Linked DNA regions of Homo sapiens: region 1 is linked to region 2. Evidence: chromatin loops called from intact Hi-C (ENCODE). Cell type or tissue: Panc1. All regions are shown on one strand. Links, peaks and the distances in the headings refer to the core of each region. The heading gives the core; the rest is flanking DNA.

Evidence for each region. A loop is a pair of places that touch in the nucleus more often than their neighbours do. Peaks named below come from ENCODE experiments on the same cell type or tissue, not always from the same donor. Only the 100,000 strongest peaks of a DNase experiment are listed, where the experiment ranks them.
Region 1: a loop joins it to region 2, with 10 times the contacts of the local background. A loop is called at or near these places in 34 of 110 quality-filtered maps.

Annotation. Positions count from the first base shown.
Region 1 is chr2:105,342,740-105,351,628 of GRCh38, reverse strand. C2orf49 (chromosome 2 open reading frame 49) reads right to left here. Exons shown (of 4, transcript NM_024093.3): 3 at 8,406-8,781; 4 at 2,418-6,314. The coding sequence ends at 6,258. Among named protein-coding and RNA genes, the nearest start is that of C2orf49, 9.6 kb to the right of the region's middle. In Panc1, for the core only: CTCF peaks have their summits at 6,274 and 6,478 (motif pointing left); no DNase peak of the experiment used is centred there; H3K27ac peaks cover 357 bases.
Region 2 is chr2:105,516,796-105,525,953 of GRCh38, reverse strand. The region is part of intron 1 of LOC105375311 (a long non-coding RNA gene); the gene reads right to left. Among named protein-coding and RNA genes, the nearest start is that of LINC02946, 89 kb to the left of the region's middle. In Panc1, for the core only: CTCF peaks have their summits at 4,553 (motif pointing right) and 6,248; a DNase peak (open chromatin) is centred at 4,523; H3K27ac peaks cover 2,890 bases.

The DNA of each region.
Region 1 (8,889 bases), core at 4,890-8,889, 180 kb after region 2:
GGGAAACGGGAGCGAACTGAAAGAGCTTTCAATGGCCAAAGCAGAAAGAACTGGAGTTAAAAAACAAAACAAAACAAAAACACACATTAGACTTTAACCCAAAATATAAAATAAGTATCCATGAGTCATACTGACATAAATCATTAAATAAAATTAATGGTAGAGAATACTTAAGTCTCCTGTGCAGAATTCCAAATAATTTAGGTACTTCACCAGCAAAGTAACTCTGCATTCCTTAAGTGAGTTTGTTCCAAAGAGCACAGTATGTATGAAAAGGGGAAACAGAAATAACCTTTTTTTTTGGGGGGGGGGGGGCGCGGTGGGCAAAAATGACATTTAGAAGGGAAAAGCAATAACTATAGTGGAAAAAAATGACAAACACTACGTCGGCCAAATGAGGTTAAGGTTAACCTCAAAAGTAGTATCATGTTTACAGCATGTGTCCTCAAAATAATGTGATGAAAATGGCAATTTACCTCTGTAGTCCTCCCCGCAAAACACATAGCCCCAGTCTAGTCATGAGAAAAACAGAAAAATCCCAATTGAGGAACATTCTCCAGGTATTTACCTGACCATTACTCTTCAAAACTGTCATCAAAAACAAGGAAACTCTGAGAAACTGTCACATCCAAGAGAAGCCTAACATGACATGACAACTAAATAACATGGTACCCTGGGTAGGATCCTGGAACAGTAAAAGGGTATTAGGGAAAAACTCAGAAAATCGAAAAAAATTAAGAACTTTAGTTAACAATGAGTCATTTCAACAAAGGTACCATATGAATGTATGTTAGTAGGGAAACAGTGTGGGGTATGTTAAAAATCTGTACTACTGTGGCAATTTCTCCAGAAATCTAACTGTCCTAGTTTATTTTTTAAAAGTTTATTTTAAAAACTTATATAGCAAGGCAGAACAGACAAAACAGAAGGCTTCGAAAGATAGGATGGTTTTATATTTATGAAAAGCATTTGTCTTTCACCATAACTGGTAAAGCATTTTACAGTCTCCTAAATGTTTGTTAGTCAAAGAAGTAAGTTTTAGTTTAAACTATTTACCTGAAGATTAAAAAAGAAAACAACACTTGGCTAATTTTACTTGAGGATAAAAGACAGGGCTATTACAGACTTACTCAACTAGTCTATTTTTGATTAAACTGAATGCTTGGTTAAGTCTCAACAGAGTTAACAAACAGCTTCCAATTGGTATTAGAATCAAATCCAAAGTCCTACATTCATACATCATCTGGCTCCTGCCTACCTTCTTTGACTTCATTTTATACTACCACTGCCCGTTTTCATTCACTGGAGCCACACCAGTCTTTCTGTTCTAAGAACCTAGTAAGCCTTAGGGCTTTCATGTTTTGTCCTTGTCTGGGACCTGTTAACTACTGCTGGGTAGCAAACTACCCCCGACACTTAGTGGCTTTATACAACTCCCATTTTATTCACTCATGATTCTGAGAGTCATCAATTTGGACTGATCCCACCAGGAAGCTCATCATACAACTTTAGTCAGCCGGCAGCTAGACCGGGGGGGATAGGTGACTAGTGGTCACATCTGGCAGTTAGTGCTGGCTGTTGGGTGAGCCATGTATTTCCAGTGGGTATGCCTGGGCTTTTTCACATGGCTGCAAGCAGAAGTCCAAGTGTAAGAGTAGAAGCATTCACTTGATCAAAGCAAGTTACAAGGCCAGGTCCACATACAAGTGGTGGGAAGCTGACTCCAGCCTTGATGGGAGGAGTATGCAGCCATCTAAAACTGGACACATGTAGAATGCTTCTCCTGAAAGCTCTCCATAGCTATGCCTTAGGCATGCTCTCTTCAAAATATAGTATCTTCAGAGGCCTTTCCTAACCACTGTATTTAAAATAGCTTCTCATCCTACTTTCTTCATCCTTCACCATTTCTTGACCCTGTTTTACTTTCTACCATTACAATTACCCATTATTTCATGGTTCACTGTCTGTTTTCTCTATGAAAGCAAGTACTTAATCTGCCTTGTTCATTCCCAAGAAAGAGCTAGCATAGTAGGTACTCAACAAATACACAGGCAATTCTAATCTCTATTTTTTATTCCACAATAAGATGATCAAGCTACTAAACAACTGAAAAAGCAATGCACTTTAGTTAGTAAAATGCACTTTAGTAAAAACAATCTAAGTGGAAATAAGATTTTTGTCTCTTCTGTCCAGACAAAAAAAATGAAGAATCTATGTGTTAAGTACAAAGTAGAAGCTGGGTGTGCTGGTGCATGCCTGTAGTCCCAGCTACAGGAGGCTGAAGCAGGAGGACCACTTGAGCCAAGGAGTTCAAGGCTGCAGTGAGCTATGATCATGCCACTGCACTACACTCTGGGCGACAGAGCAAGACCTCATCTCTAAAACAAAACAAAAGACAAAGTAGAAAGTTACCTGAGTCTTTTCCAAGTTATTTAATTTACAGCATCAGTCTCCAAATATAATAATATTAAGATAGCAGTTTAGAAATTAACTTTTTTTCAGATCACTCTAACATAAAATCTCTCAACTGAATCTCTAGTTTGTCTCATTTTGTTAAGAGCTTTAATATTACATGGGAAGTTCAGAGACTTCTATTTCCATCCCTCAACATGTAGTGACAGTCAACATGTCAGGCTCTGTAGCACCGTGATATCCCAGCACCAGACCACTCCAGCCACCCTCTCATTCAAAGAAGGGCTACAAGATATGGCTGGACTACTCGAATCACATCTGATCTTAATCAATCCAGGTATAGAAAGTTGTACTATAAAGAATACTTTCCAAAATTGTTCACTCAAATAAAAACAGATCAAGTCATTACAGAGCATTTTTCCATTTTAATAAGAATAACAGACCTACTCAAGGTAATTTTATTCTGTTTATTTAAATAAGGATAAGACTACTTAAAAGACTTTTTACATACAAAAATGTACAAGGTTAAACTTTTCTGTACTGAATTACAAAACCTGCACAAGCATGTAATAAAAGAGCACACTTAAAAACATTCTGACCATTATTTAGCCTCTAAAAATTACTGAAGTTCAACAGTAGTAAATAGAGGAAGCTCTTACATATATATATATATATATATATATATATATGATTTAATCTACTGGCAGTTTTACTTAATGTAAGTATTTAAAAGGTCACATTGCTATTGAATGAGTCTCTAGATCAATTTTAGAATTGTCTCTCAAAACTTAAGTCAACCAAAATATTATTTCAAATAGTAATTCCAATTCTGAAGAATTTTAATACCAGCAAATATATTATGGCCTCATAGTAGTAACTGAACCAACTTTCCAAAGTGCCTGGTAGCTGTCCAGATGAATTAGGCTGCTTTGGAAAACTGTACTGTCTCTACAGCCATTGAGAAGCCATTCAGTGCCCTGGTAGGGACCTGAGACTTTCCAGAATTCACACAGCAGTCTATGATCCCTCAAATGTAAGAGGACAGGGGGTCAGCCTATCTTCACCTCTCAGTGAATGTGGAGGGCCAAGCAATATGACTTGCAAACCTAAGCTAGAAGCTTGGGATCTACAGTAAGGAGGAAGGAGAATTAAAGTAGAGAAAGAAAATGTATAAGGAGAAAGGGAAAAGAAGGAACAAAGAGGGAAAAGAAAAAACAAGGATGCCTGCTAATGGCAGGAAGTGGTAAAGTGCCTATAACTACAACTTACAAGCCACCCACTAATTCTAATGCCATTCATTTGCCTACTCCAATAATAAGAAAAGCTGGCTTTACTGGAATATAGAATCTAGAGCAACATTACCCGCCTCATGTTAGTGAGTAACTAGTATTCTAAAGTTGTTTGCCATACATATCAAGTTCTTCTAACCTTTGAAGCAAACCAAAACACTTCAAAACTCAGGGCTCCCAGGGCTGCTGCTCCAGATTCCCAGCATTCAGCATGCTTCATTATGTGGAGAAAGACATTTCAAGACAAGCTGTATCTATACACCTTCAGAAGGAACAAAGCTCTAAGAAGGTGGGATTATGTTAACACATAGTACATGGTTTAGCGTTTCTCCACATTTCAAACTCAAAATAGCTCAATAATATGCTGCTACATGAGCATTGATTCTGAATGTTCATAATATAAACTTCAATTTGAAGCAACAATGTTACACAGTTCAGCTGTTATTACCAACCTACTCTGTAAGTTAAAATACAAATAAAATATTAATTTTATTGAGTAACTAAAAATAAGTTCCCACTGACTTAAAATCGTCAAATGGCTAACTCTCTCTCAACTAAGAGAGCAACACAGATGGAAGCAGAGAGGACAACTGAATATAAAATAAAATTTGTCAATCTACTCTATAATCTGCACTTTTAAAATCCCCTTTTGCATATATGTATGTATAGGATCACAGTTGCCCACCAACATTATGTCTGTCAGCCCTGCAGATAACAATTTACTGTAACGTTAACAATTTATGCAATACTTAGTATGTTTTATCTTATGTGTACAGATTTACAGTTTGGAATAAAGGCAGAATGATTAAAAACTATTGGGTTAAAGTCTTAGTATGGTACTTACCTGCAAGGCTGAATTAATTTTTTGGAAGGCTATTCAATAGCTGAACTAAAATGCTTGTTTAACAAATCAAAAGAGGAATAAGACTACTTTAAAACATATTGAAAAAGGTAAATCCCAATTTGAAGATCAATCATATAACGAAAAAAGTATGAAGTATCCTTTGCTCTTGCTTAGAAACACATAGCAGAACAGTAGAAACTAGAACTCATGAATATAAGGTAAACCCTATTTTCCCACTGATTTCCATTATACAATTGGAGTGAAAATACCACTCAAACAAAAATAAACAAAAAATCTTAGCAGGTAATTCTGTGTAGAACAGCCATGTGGGAATTGTCTATATTACAGCTGCAGGGAATCTCATGTAAGCTAGGAGTCCATCTTCCTATGTTGCACTCTGCAGTGACTTCTGACTCCAGTAGCTCCTCTATTGCCTACTCCATATTACGCTAATTTTTGCCCCTGACTGCTATGCTTCCTGGACTCTTATAAATTCTAGAATTCTACCCCCACTCCTAACTCTCTAAACTTTCTTCCATCGAATACCACCTCTAACATGATTACTCTGCCTGAAGACTTTTTAAATCAACTTCATTTTGAAAAGATTAAGCTCCCACGAGCGAGTAATAGCTGAACTCACAGAGTGAGATCACAGACTGCTCATGAAAAGAGTACGTAGGACTGCTACATGACAAGAACATTCTAAAGGATGGGCCAGGTACAGAATCGACCAGTCAACTCATAATATATGTATCAATTGTTACAACTTCAAGGAAAGGAGCAATAGCAAGCACTGATTCCTTTTTGCTTTTTATGGGAAGAAGCAATGTAAGCAATTAAAGAACAGCATTTTTATCTGTATATTCTGAATAGTTTTCCAGCACTACTACAAAGATGCTTTTCTTGGTGAACATTTAAGGATGAATGTTGCAGTATTTACTAAAATACTGTGATAAATTGGTATATGCTTCTGCTTTGTAAAAGAAATAAAATGGCAGGCAAACTAGTAAAATATTTGAGTTTTTAAAAAAAATCTCAAAAATCTCAAATTTCCCCCAAAGACTCTGAACAAGGCTAATGAGAGTAACTCCGAAAATTCACTGAATGCTTTTTTTTTTTTGAGATGGAGTTTCGCTCTTGTTGCCCAGGCTGGAGTGCAATGGTGCGATCTTGGCTCCCCGCAACCTCCGCCTCTCAGGTTCAAGCGATTCTCCTGTCTCAGCCTCCTGAATAGCTGGGATTACAGGCATGCACCACTATGCCCAGCTAATTTTGTATTTTTTAGTAGAGACGGGGTTTCTCCATGTTGGTCAGGCTGGTCTCAAACTCCTGACCTCAGGTGATCTGCCCACCTCAGTCTCTCAAAGTGCTGGGATTATAGGCGTGAGCCACTGCGCCTGGCCAATTCAATGGATGCTTTATAGCACATTTGTAGCTAATAATTTCAGTAGGGTCAATATAAATGACATATACTAAGCCATTGGTTTAAAAAGATATTCTTTCCTAATCAGGGCAAGACAGGCAAGAATTTTAAAAAAGGAAGGGAGGGAGGGAAGAAGGGAAGGAAAATAAATCCTTTATTTTTTTAAACCTATTTGAAACCTCTTAAGAAAATTCCACAATAATCAGGATTTCTGTAAATATTGTCAATATATATGAACATATTTGAAAAACTACAGTTACAGTATATTTACATTTTTGGAAACTTTTCTTCAGGGCCAAGTAACATGTTGTATCTTCCTTTTTGCTTGTGGGGGCTTCAGGTTATTCTGAAAGACATGAACAGAAATCAGTTTATACTTGCAGAAATATCAGAAAACAACTAAAATGAACATTTCAAACAACCAAGGTTTACTATTAATGTATTAATGGAAGATCACTGCTGCCATCTGGTGGGAATATATTTAAAGAAACAGGGGTGAGTTCTCTAGCTCTGTGGTTCTCAAATGTGTGTAGTTTAGAATAACTTAGAGCACTTAAAAACATGCCCCAGGCCTGGTCTTATCACAGAACCAATTAAACCAGAATCCATAAAAGGTAGGGGGATAAGGCTCTGACTTCTTTTTGCTTTTTTTGGAAGCTCCTCAAGTGATGTTAACATACAATCAGAGTTGAAAACCACTGACTGCTCCAGATCTGCTTTCTCCCTGTCCAGCCTATCTCCTCCATCAACTTTACAATTTAACAATCCAAAGTCAATGCAAATAGGCTGGGCAGGTGGCTCACGTCTGTAATCCCAGCCGAGTCAGGTGGATCACTTGAGGTCAGGAGTTTGAGACCAGCCTGGCCAACAGGTTTGGTGAAACCCTGTCTCTACAAAAATAAAAAAAAAAAAAATTAGCTGGGTGTGGTGGCAGGCGCCTATAATCCTAGCTACTCGGGAGGCTGAGGCAGGAGGATTGCTTGAACCTGGGAGGCGGAGGTTGTAGTGAGCTGATATCTCACCACTGTACTCCAGCCTGGGAGACAGAGCAAGACTCTGTCTCAAAAAACAAACAACACAACAAAAACACAAAGTCAATGGGAAATGTTAATAAGAAGAAAAAGATTTATATGTGGGCCCTACATAAAAAAGAATCTTTTATCCTTAGTGTTTCACATATAGCTCTCTCACACTCTCTCTCTCTATATATATATATATCTCATATCTATAAAACAGTAAAATTTTGTAGGGTAGAGAAATGCTGTTTAAGAGCCTGGAAAAAAAAAATTCTCTGAGGCTTACTCCTTATGGCAATATTTGAGATGTGGCTTTATTGTTCTAACTCTTATCCCACACCTTCCTCCTCTCTCCCACAAAGGTAGCTGAAAGGAGTATGGACGAAGCATGGCCTCCAAAGTGTGTGCCCTGGGATCAAACAAACCTAAATTCAAATCGCAGCCTGGTGGCTTACTAATAACTCTGGAATTCTGGACAAACTTATTTAAATTTACTAAGTTTCTGTTTCCTTATCTGTGAAATAGGAATAACGAAGATGCCTACTTCATAGTTACTGAAAGGATTCAATGAACTAATAAAAGTAAAAAACTCATGACCAGTCAGGTGGTTTTCTTTTTCCAGTCTACTATTTTAGAATGTTTGAATTTTCTGAGTTTTGATCCCTTTGATACATGATTAGATGATAATAATAATAAAGGCAAAGTATTCTACAGAATAATGGCTATTAAACTACTAGGTATTTAAAAGTAAAAGCACTTTTCTGAAGCGCCTATATATATTTTATATTATATATATATAAATCATCTCACAAATTAAACTCTAATACATTGTGTTAACTGCACTAAATGTGCCAACAAGCATCCAAATGATTCAACATAGTGGAGCACAACATAATAGATTTCCCCAACTTCTGCTATCCCCACAAAGCTAGGTAAATTGAGCAGTAGGCGAGGCAAGTGGTAAATCTTAAAAAGATTCTGGTGTCTGGTGTGGTTTTAAGGTATGCACAAACAGACAGACTTAAGGTCAGGCCCCAAATGCTACTTAATAAATGTGTGACCCTGGACAAATTACTTAATGTTCTAAACCTTGCTAATAAAGGAATATTTATCTGTTTTAGTTCCAAGACAGTTAAAGGAACTAAATGAGAAAAATCTAGGAAAACTGCCTAACAGATCCTCTCTCTACGTATTTTAAGCAGAAATAACTTGAGTGAACTTTTAAAAACATTAATCACCATGGATTTTTAAATTCCAGGATTCAAGTACTGGAGTAATAAGTTGTATTATACAAATCAGACAGACCATCAAAAGGGTTCAAGAACAGAATGTAGCACAGTCGACCCACCTCCCGTCATGAGGCAGACTGCTCAAGTTTCATTCAGACCACTTACCAGCATGGAAACCACCCCCATACTTACCATGGCCTCTGCCTCTTCTTTAGGAGCAGCTCTCTTTAACTTCACTGGAGTAGTTCCAACAGGGGACAATGGTGGCGACTTCACAGGGCCTGAAGGACTTTTCCTATGCGTTAAGTCATGGTTCTGTTTAGCGTCATTATTATTGTGTTCCGTTTTATTGTTCACAGGCAAATTGGAAGACAAAATTAGGGGTGAAACACTCGAAGAGGAATTTGATAATTTTCTAAAGGCATTACTGGTAAAGCTTGCCTGCGGGGGAGGCTTCAGTCGATCATTATCTCCATTCTCTGTCTTTTTCACTTTTATGCTTGTACTTGTTGAACTTCCATCAAATACGATGAGGGGTCTTTTCCTTAACCCATCTACAGTGCTACTCCTGAAATCAAAGAGATGCACTCTTGAAAAATACCATCTGGAACGGCAAACCAGTTCACTGGGATTCAAGTTAAAATAAGCAGTAAACAAAAAGATTTTCTGATAAGAC
Region 2 (9,158 bases), core at 2,563-6,562:
AGGAAGAATGAGGCTATATGGACAACTGGACGGTGAGCAAGGCAGGGAGGAGCTTTACTAAGTGACAGAACAGCTCTCAAGAGACCCAAAGTAGGTAGCTCCTTTCCACAAGCAGGTCGTCCCAGTGAGCGTCTGAGTCTGACTGAATCTGGGTTTTTTTATGGGCTTGTAATGAGGAAGTGCATGCTGATTGGTCCATGTGCAGACATGGGTGGACATGGAAAAAGCACCATTGGATTGTCCGAAAGGCATCAATGAAGTTCTCACTCCAGGTTGTGGGCTCCACCCAGAACTGGCAATAAGGCCCCCAGGCTTCAGGCTGTTCCTGACTTGAAGGTGGGGCGAGGTCCCACTCCTTGCCCAGGAACCTGTCTGCCTCCCACCACCATCAACATGCTGTTAGCGGTACCCATGCTGTCCGTGCTGAGGGGTACCCACAGGCCTGCGACAAGCCACCCTCAGCCCTCCCCACCTCCCTGAGCTCGTTGGCCCCCAAAGTTTAGAGGGGGCCAAAGTGGTGGAAGAGCTGGCATGTCAGTGCCACCCTAAGCACGCACACATGCAGCTTGGGTTGCGACAGCCCCTGGGCTCAGCTATAACTTTGCTCCACACTGGAGTGGGCACCAGGAGTGGGGAGAGGCTGGGGAGTGGGAGCAGGCACCTCTGAGCCTGTAGGGGCAGGGATCTTTCCAGGCTCCTGAGAGCACAGAGATGCCCAGGTCCAGAGCTGCAGCTGGGTGGCTGCAGTTCTGCCTGGGAGCATGGGCTCCTGACCAGCCAACTTGGTAGGATGCGGGGCTCCCTCTGGGATCACCTGTTCCCAGCCCCCACCAACTCCCCAGAGCATGCAGCCCCAGTCACACCTCTCCTGCTGCAGCTGGCCTGCCCGCAGCAGCCACTCCAGATGGGCTGCCACTGCCATCACTATGATTATCCTGGAAAAACTGGAATGCATGATCACCCTACCTGTAGTTACAAATTTTAGGAATTATAGCAAAATTTCACTTTAAGAAATAAAAACAGTAAATTAAATTCACTTTAAGGCCTACTTCTGTTAATTACTTACAAATAATTATTGAGGAAAAAAACTAATGATTTCTCTTTCTCTTTACATGGAGTATGTATAGAAAAATATTTGGGCTGGGCGTGGTGGCTCACGCCTGTAATCCCAGCACTTTGGGAGGCCGAGGCAGGTGGATCACGAGGTCAGGAGATCGAGACCATCCTGGCTAACACGGTGAAACCCCGTCTCCGCAAAAAATACAAAAAATTAGCCGGGCGTGGTGGCGGGCGCTTGTAGTCCCAGCTACTCAGGGAGTCTGAGGCAGGAGAATGGCGTGAACCCGGGAGGCGGAGCTTGCAGTGAGCGGAGATTGTGCCACTGCACTCCAGCCTGGGCGACAGATCGAGACTCTGTCTCCAAAAAAGAAAGAAAAATATTTGGAAAAAATCACTCTACATTGTCATTTGAAGATTTTATACAATGATAAAATAAACAATTTTAAAAGAAATTTGAAAAGTTCGTAAAATAAAATTTAGAGTCTAGATAGGTGAAATGAGCAAAAACATGTTTCATAGGCTAAGGGAAAATTATAAGCAGGCACTGCAAAGATTCCAAAACTGAATATTTATCAGGCAGTAAGCTCTTAATGCTTGAATTGATTCCAGTACTCTGGAATTACAAATTTACCCCTAGTGTCAGAGTATTTAGTAATAAAATTTCACATTGTTGTTTTGTTGGGAGAAAAATATTACACTGTTTATCTACTTTATTTTTTAAAATTTTTTAATTTTTTTTTTTTGAGACGGAGTCTTGCTCTGTCTCCCAGGCCGGAGTGCAGTGGCGCCATCTCAGCTTACTGCAACCTCCGCCTCCCAGGTTCCAGCGATTCTCCTGCCTCGGCCTCCCGAGTAGCTGGAACTACAGGCATGTGCCACCACGCCTGACTAATTTTTGTCATTTTAGTAGAGACAGGGTTTCACCATATTGGCCAGGCTGATCTTGAACTCCTGACCTCTTGATCCACCTGCCTCAGCGTCCCAAAATGCTGGGATTACAGGCATGAGCCACCGCATCCGGCCATCTACTTTATTTTAAAAAATGTTTCAAATAAATATGTCCTCAACAATGTTAATGAAACTCTCTATATTAATAAGGTTTATGGGAAAGGGTTCTAGGTAAAGAAAGGTCAGTAGTAAAGTAAACAACACACAACTTATATGTTCCAGATCTGTTATTTGTTCAACTCTGGCATGTGGCAAACAACTTTGATTATAGAATTTTAGGAGTTGATTTTGTTTCTCAAATTGGGGCCTTCGTACCACCTGGATCAAGGTCATCTGTGGGTTTTATTTTAAAAATGAAGACATGCAGGCGCATCTTGGATCCTTCTGTGATCTGCCCTCCAGCTGATTATTATTCCTACTGAAGTTTGGGCTCTGCTGTGATACTAGTGATGAATGAAGCACCAAGATTTGGAATGAACTCAGTAGGGGTGAGCTGGAGCCACAGTGAAGAAAGATGTAGAATCTTGTCTGGGCAACAGTGCTTAGACCATCACATAGTTCTCTTGTCTCCCTTCAACTCTCCTCTTTTTTTTTTTTTTAGACAGGGTCTCATTTTCTCTGCCCAGATTGGAGTGCAGTGGTGCGATCTTGGCTCACTACAACCTCCGCCTCCCAGGCTCAACTGAGTCTCCTGCCTCAGCCTCCCTAGTAGCTGGGATTACAGGTGCACACCACCACGCCTGGCTGATTTTTTTGTATTTTTGGTAGAGACGGGGTTTTGCCATGTTGGCCAGGCTGGTCTTGAACTCCTGATCTCAAACGATCCACCCGCCTCGGCCTCCCAAAGTGCTGGAATGATAGGCATGAGCCACTGTGCCCGGCCTCCCCTTAGTTTTTATTCTTTTGGCCTCTTCCTTGAGTTTGTCCCATGAGAGTTCCCTGCCAATTTGACCTGTTGACTTTCTGCTCTACTTTTACGGTCTGCTGCTGCATCTGGAGGCCACCTGTTTGCAGTGAAACCCATCTCTGCCTTGTAGCTTCAGGTTTCTGCAACCGGGTTTCTGGTCACCTTGACCCAGATTCCTGGCCAGCTTCCACAGCAGGCAGTAATGCCATACTGAGCAGAAATTTAAACACTGTGTGTTGCAAGCTAAAAAAGTACAATCCATGAGGTCAGTTAGGCTTGACGAAAGTATTGTTTAACCCTGAGGTTATCGCTGTTATCTATTACAGAGAAAGTAAGCTAATTAATGCTCATAATGAGTGGTATTGTTTGAATGTGTCCCTAAATGTTTTCTTGGTTTTTCGTTTTGTTTTGTTTTGAGACAGAGTTTTGCTCTTGTTGCCCAGGCTGGAGTGCAATGGTGCAATCTCGGCTCACTGTAACCTCCACCTCCCAGGTTCACGAAATTCTCCTGCCTCAGCCTCCCGAGTAGCTGGGATTACAGGCATGCGTCACCACACCCGGCTAATTTTGTATTTTTAGTAGAGATGGGGTTCCTCCATATTGGTCAGGCTGATCTTGAACTCCTGACCTCAGGTGATCCACCCGCCTCGGCCTCCCAAAGTGCTGGGATTACAGGCGTAAGAGAAGGCGTAAGTCTTCTTCTTCTTCTTTTTTTTTTTTTTTTTTTTTTTTTGAGGCAGAGTCTTGTTCTCTGGAGACTGGAGAGCAGTGGCACAGTCTTGGCTCACTGCAGCCTCTGTCTCATGGGTTCAAGCAATTCTCCTGCCTCAGCCTCCTGAGTAGCTGGGACTACAGGCACCCAGCACCATGCCCAGCTAATTTTTTTTTTTTAATAGAGACAGGGTTTCACCACGTTGGCCAGGATGGTCTCAAACTCCTGACCTCAAGTGATCTGTCTGCCTCGGACTCCCAAAATGCTGGGATTACAGGCGTGAGTCACCGCGCTTGGCTGTGTCCCCTAAATTTTATGTGTTGGAAACTTAATCTCCGAATTCATATGTTGATGGAATTTGAAGATGGTATCTTTTAGCATTAAAGGGAAATATTAGTAGATAAGGTCATCAGGGTGCATCCCCATGAAGGGACTTGTGGCTTTATAGGAAGAGAAAGAGAGTCTTGTGCTGACATGCACGCTTGCCCTGTCTTGCCATGGGATGCCTCCCGCATGTCATGAGACAGCAGAAAGGCCCTCGCCAGATGCTGGTGCCATGCTCTCGGACCTTCCAACCTCCAGAACCATGAGCTAAAGAAACTTCTTTTCCTTATAAGCTACCCAGCCTGTGGTATTCTGGTATAGCAACAGAGAATGGACCAATACAGTCAGCACGCTGCATCATCAAGGAAAGATGTAATTGGGTTCATTATCTCTCACTTAATAAGGCAGTAAATTAGTAATTATTTTAGAAATATTCCCATAAACAATTTAAAATATATGTACATCAAGCTTTAGTTACCCAAGGAGGGAGAGGGGGAACACTCGCTCAAAATTCTCACCACATCATGATAATCAATGATAAATAAGGAATAACTGGAATAGCCACTATGCTTTGTTTGAAGAAAGAAGTTGTAATAATCTGTTTTTACACCAGATGGCAGAGTTGGTTTTCCTTTGGTTTTTTTTTTTTTTGTTTGTTTGTTTTTTTAAAGACTCCAAAATAGCTGCCTATTTTATATAACCAGCTTTTACTTGTTGGTTCCCATCAGGTCAATATAATTTGTTTAATACCTTTTCACATAAGGACATAGCACAATGAAAGGCTTACTTTACCCTAAGCCTTTTAGGGGGAAACAGAATAGCAGATGGTCTAGAGAGTATGATTCAGCTAGATTATACCTACTTTGCCAAAGGAATTATGCATTTAAATAATACCTGTGGTTGCCTTCAAACTAACACAAGTTTTCATAATTTTTATATACAATTATAAAACCTATTGGCTTATCATTCCAATAGTTTCTGAAACATCAACTATACTGCTTGCAAATGCATTTTTTGAAATTTATGTCTACTACTAACAATCATAAGAAATGAATTTGTATTCTTCTTATTGTGTGTGTTATCTTGTTTTCATTTTACTTTTTTCCCTACTAAACTTGAGGAGCAAAGCAAAAATACTAAGAGATTCTTTTTCAATAACTAGTGTAATAAACATTCAATATGCTAATTATCATAAGATAGACCTCTCTCGTTCTCACAACAAATAACTGTACAGAAGATGCAAATGTCCATGTACCTTATACTTCCACGCAAATTGCAGAATTTATCCCTAAATTTTAAAAGTGTAAGTATGGCTACATTTTGGAACCGTGGAATGTCTTAGTTCATATGTCCTACATTGCCCATTATACTATTTGTGAACTTGCCTTAGCATTAATCTCAAATATAAACTGCTTGGAACTTAGAGGTTAATGTTGCTCTCCTGGTCCCCCTGAGGTGCCCAGCTGTATTATGGCATAGATACCTGACACAGCTGTGGCAAGAATGAGTGCACAAATGGATAGGGTAAGAGAATAGGGGATATCGGTTTGTTGCATTATAGATTCCAGAAATACTTAAATTTCATCACACATACTTAACCGTTCTGTTCTTACTTATCCCATATCCTAGATGAGGCCATTTGAACCCAGAGGTCCATGCCTGGCACATGGTCAGAACTAAATATATGTTAATGCCCTTCTGGTCTCTTTTTTTCCTAAAGACTAGATGACTCTGTGACTAGAACCCTTGAGAACACTCAAAGTCAGAGGATATAAATAAGCATATAGTAATGTGTGTCTACATTACTAAAAAACAACTGAAAATCTAATCTCACCCAAACTGAAACCAATTTGGCTAAAACAAGTAAGAAATATCTTGAAGGGGCAGCGCTCCCTGCTAGTTGTTCCAGTGCAAGTTCTTGATTGTCAGTTAGAAATAAAAAATTTTAAGCTGGGTATGGTGCTCATACCTGTAATCCCAGTGCTTTGGGAGGCTGAGGTTGGAGGATTGCTTGAGGTCAGCCTGGGCAACATAGCAAGACCCCATCTCTTAAAAAAAATTTATTTTTAAGTCAGCCAGGTGTGATGGTGCATGCCAGCTCCTCAGAGGTCAAGGCAGAGGGTCACTTCAGCCCAGAAATTTGAGGCTACAGTGAGCTATGATCATGCCACTGTACTCTAGCTCTAGTAGAGCAAGACTCTGTCCCCCCAAGAATTTTTATTTAAAGACAAACTGAAGTTTAGTAATAGCCTATGGTTTGAGTGCATGATATCTTCCAGTAAGTGGCGGTGTGGGGTTTAGCATCCTTCTTTTCTGTGATATTTAAACTAATTTATTCTTTGTATTTAATAAATGTTGAGTAACTACTTTGTCCAGAAAGTTTTTTATAGATACGGAAGAAAGGGAACCTGCGGTCTGTGAAGGGCAAAAGGCTAAATTGGGCTTCCATTTGTGCTATTTTCATGTATTAATTTAATATTTACTGAGTATAATAATAGTAGTCAATCTTTATTAGCTTTTACTTACTGTGAGCCAAACATTATTCTAAGCACCTCATCTATATTAACTAATTTAATTTTTATAAAAACCTTAGGAACAAAATGCTACTTTTAGCTGATTGTGCAAATGAGGATCCTGAGCACAGAGTTGAAGGGCCTGCCCAGAGCCACCCAGGCAGCAGGTGGCTGAGACAGCCCTGCCTGCATGGAGTTCAGCACTTACAGATTCCCAGGCTTGCAGAGGTCCAATAAATACTGGTTAGGAGCTCCTAGCATACATGCAAACTGATCAATGATAGCGCTATGCAGTGGAGAATGAACACCATGCCAAGAGGGCCCAGATGAGGGAGCAAGTGTGTCTCCCCAGGGGATGAGGCAGACCTTCCCCAGAGAGGTCACACTTACACAAGGCGTTAGAGGAGAAGCATGGTCCCTGGAAGATGCAGCAGCACACGTGCACAGACACAAGTGTGGGCTGCCTGGGAGCTGTCAAGGGGGTCAAATAGCCTGTGTGCATTGATGGGTGTTGGGGGCTGAGCTGGAGCTGCGGCCCCCGGTGTGTGAAGGGTTCCCCTCCTGGCCTAGGCTAAGGGTTCGGCATTCATCTTGCAGAGCCAAGGATGAGTTTAGCAGGGAATTAACTCCACCTGACTTTGGTGTGGATGACAAAGTGCAGTGCGGTGGGAAATGAGCTAATGTGGAGGACATCTGGGTCTTTGGACTCCTGGGGAAGCAGATCAGGGAGGCCAGATGTAGGCCTGACTCTGTCCATCAGCTGAGTGGCCTTCGTGAGAGGTGACTTCCTTGGTTGTGACCTGGGGATTAACAAACCAAACTCCCAAGTTTGTTGGGAGGATTGGATGAGGACAGTGCTTGCTCAGCACCTCTTATAAAGGAAACGCTCATCAACATTGGAGCTGGTCCCAGCCATGGACCCTTCCTAGCCCTGCCCCACCCCGCCTGCAGACCATGGCAGTCAGGCAGTGATGATACCGAGACAGACATCACTGAACACCTAGGCTGAGCCCCTGGCCGGCCAGCACCCCGGGAAGCAGGTCCAATGCAGGTGCAAACATGTTTCCTGTGAGGACTATGGTCCAGAGAGGCCAGGCCACCTCACCAGGTCACACATGTGTCATCAGGGGGCTGGGGTTCAAACCCAGTTCTGTTTGGCTGATTCTAAATCCCCACTGGCCCTCTCTATGCAAGTACATATAATACCTCTTGAGAGCCCATCAGTGCAGAAGGGATTCTGACTCTCTTTTCCCTCACATGCCTGCTTGGGACACATGGGCATGGCAGGACAAGAGGACCCCATCTAGAGCCGAAACTGCAGCCTCTGGGTGCACTCTTGTTGGTAAGTGTTCTGGGCATGCTGCCTATGGAGCCATGGCCTCCAAGCCTTTAGATGTCACCAGCTGGAAGCGGCTAACAGCAAGTCCCCTGGGACGTTCTCAAACCCACAGGCATTCTGCAAAGGGCAAGGGGTCAGTATAGAAGGCAGCATGGCAAGGGCTGAAAACCTGGCTGGGAGCCCCAGGCACTGGTCCCACATGCTCCTGGTCCTCTGGCCAGCCAAGTCCCTGGGTGCCTGCCAGAGTTCTGTAGCACAAATACCAGGGAGCTGGGGCCTGTGCCCTCAAAGGCAGCATTAAGTTATCAGAGAAAAATATACATACATACATAATACACATATATACACGTACATATATGTACACATATACACACACACATAAATATATGTTAATAATGCAAAGTTGGATCTTAGCCCTCAAAACAGACAAGGCCTCTATTTGAAATTGCCCAGCTGAAACCCCATCTCTACTAAAAACACACAAAAAAATTAGCTGGCTGTGGTGGCGGGTGCCTGTAGTCCCAGCTACTCACTAGGGAGGCTGAGGCAGGAGAATGGCGTGAACATGGGAGGCGGAGCTTGCAGCGAGCCGAGATTGCGCCACTGCACTCCAGCCTGGGGGACAGAGCGAGACTCTGTCTCAAAAAAAAAAAAAAAAAAAAGAAAAAAATTGCCCAGCTACATTACTATCTAGAAGTCAAAGTTAACAAACCAAGAGGAAGTTGAACCTGGCAGAAAAGATTAGCTGTGTGTATGTTTCCTGGAGAAACAGAAGCAAGTTTATGGCCCATGGCCAGGGCAGGATCCACCAAGCCCAGGGACTGGTTATACAGTCCCTTTTTTTCACTGATAGCCCAGGGGATATTCCTCATTTAAAAAGTAAGTTTCTTCACAGTTTCGTTCTCCCCGATTTCTATTTGGTATCCCACCTGCAGGGCCTTTGATCCAGGCCCCCATTTGCCCTGGATTCCCCATAAGCACTGCTCAACCCTTTGCAGTCTCAGGTGGGCACGACCCCCAGCAGGAACTCTTTGCTCCCTGTCTTGCCCCATCCAAATGTATCCACCTCTTCCCTTTCTATCAGGGCCCTGTGTTATGCTAGTTCACAAATCAATTCATACGAAAGTAGCTGCTCACTAGTTGTGGCTTAATGAATCTCTCTGAGACACTGCAACGTATCATACTTTCTCTACTAAATGTTCATGATGGTAACCTTGAAAGGCTTAAGCCAGGAGGCTGGCTGTGGAAGTCTGGGCTGCAGGGCATCTTGATGTAGAAGCAAATGGGTCATTACAGTCCTTTCAGTAGGAGCACGTTTGTCAATGCCAGCGTCCTGACCTGGCTCCTCAGCGAAGT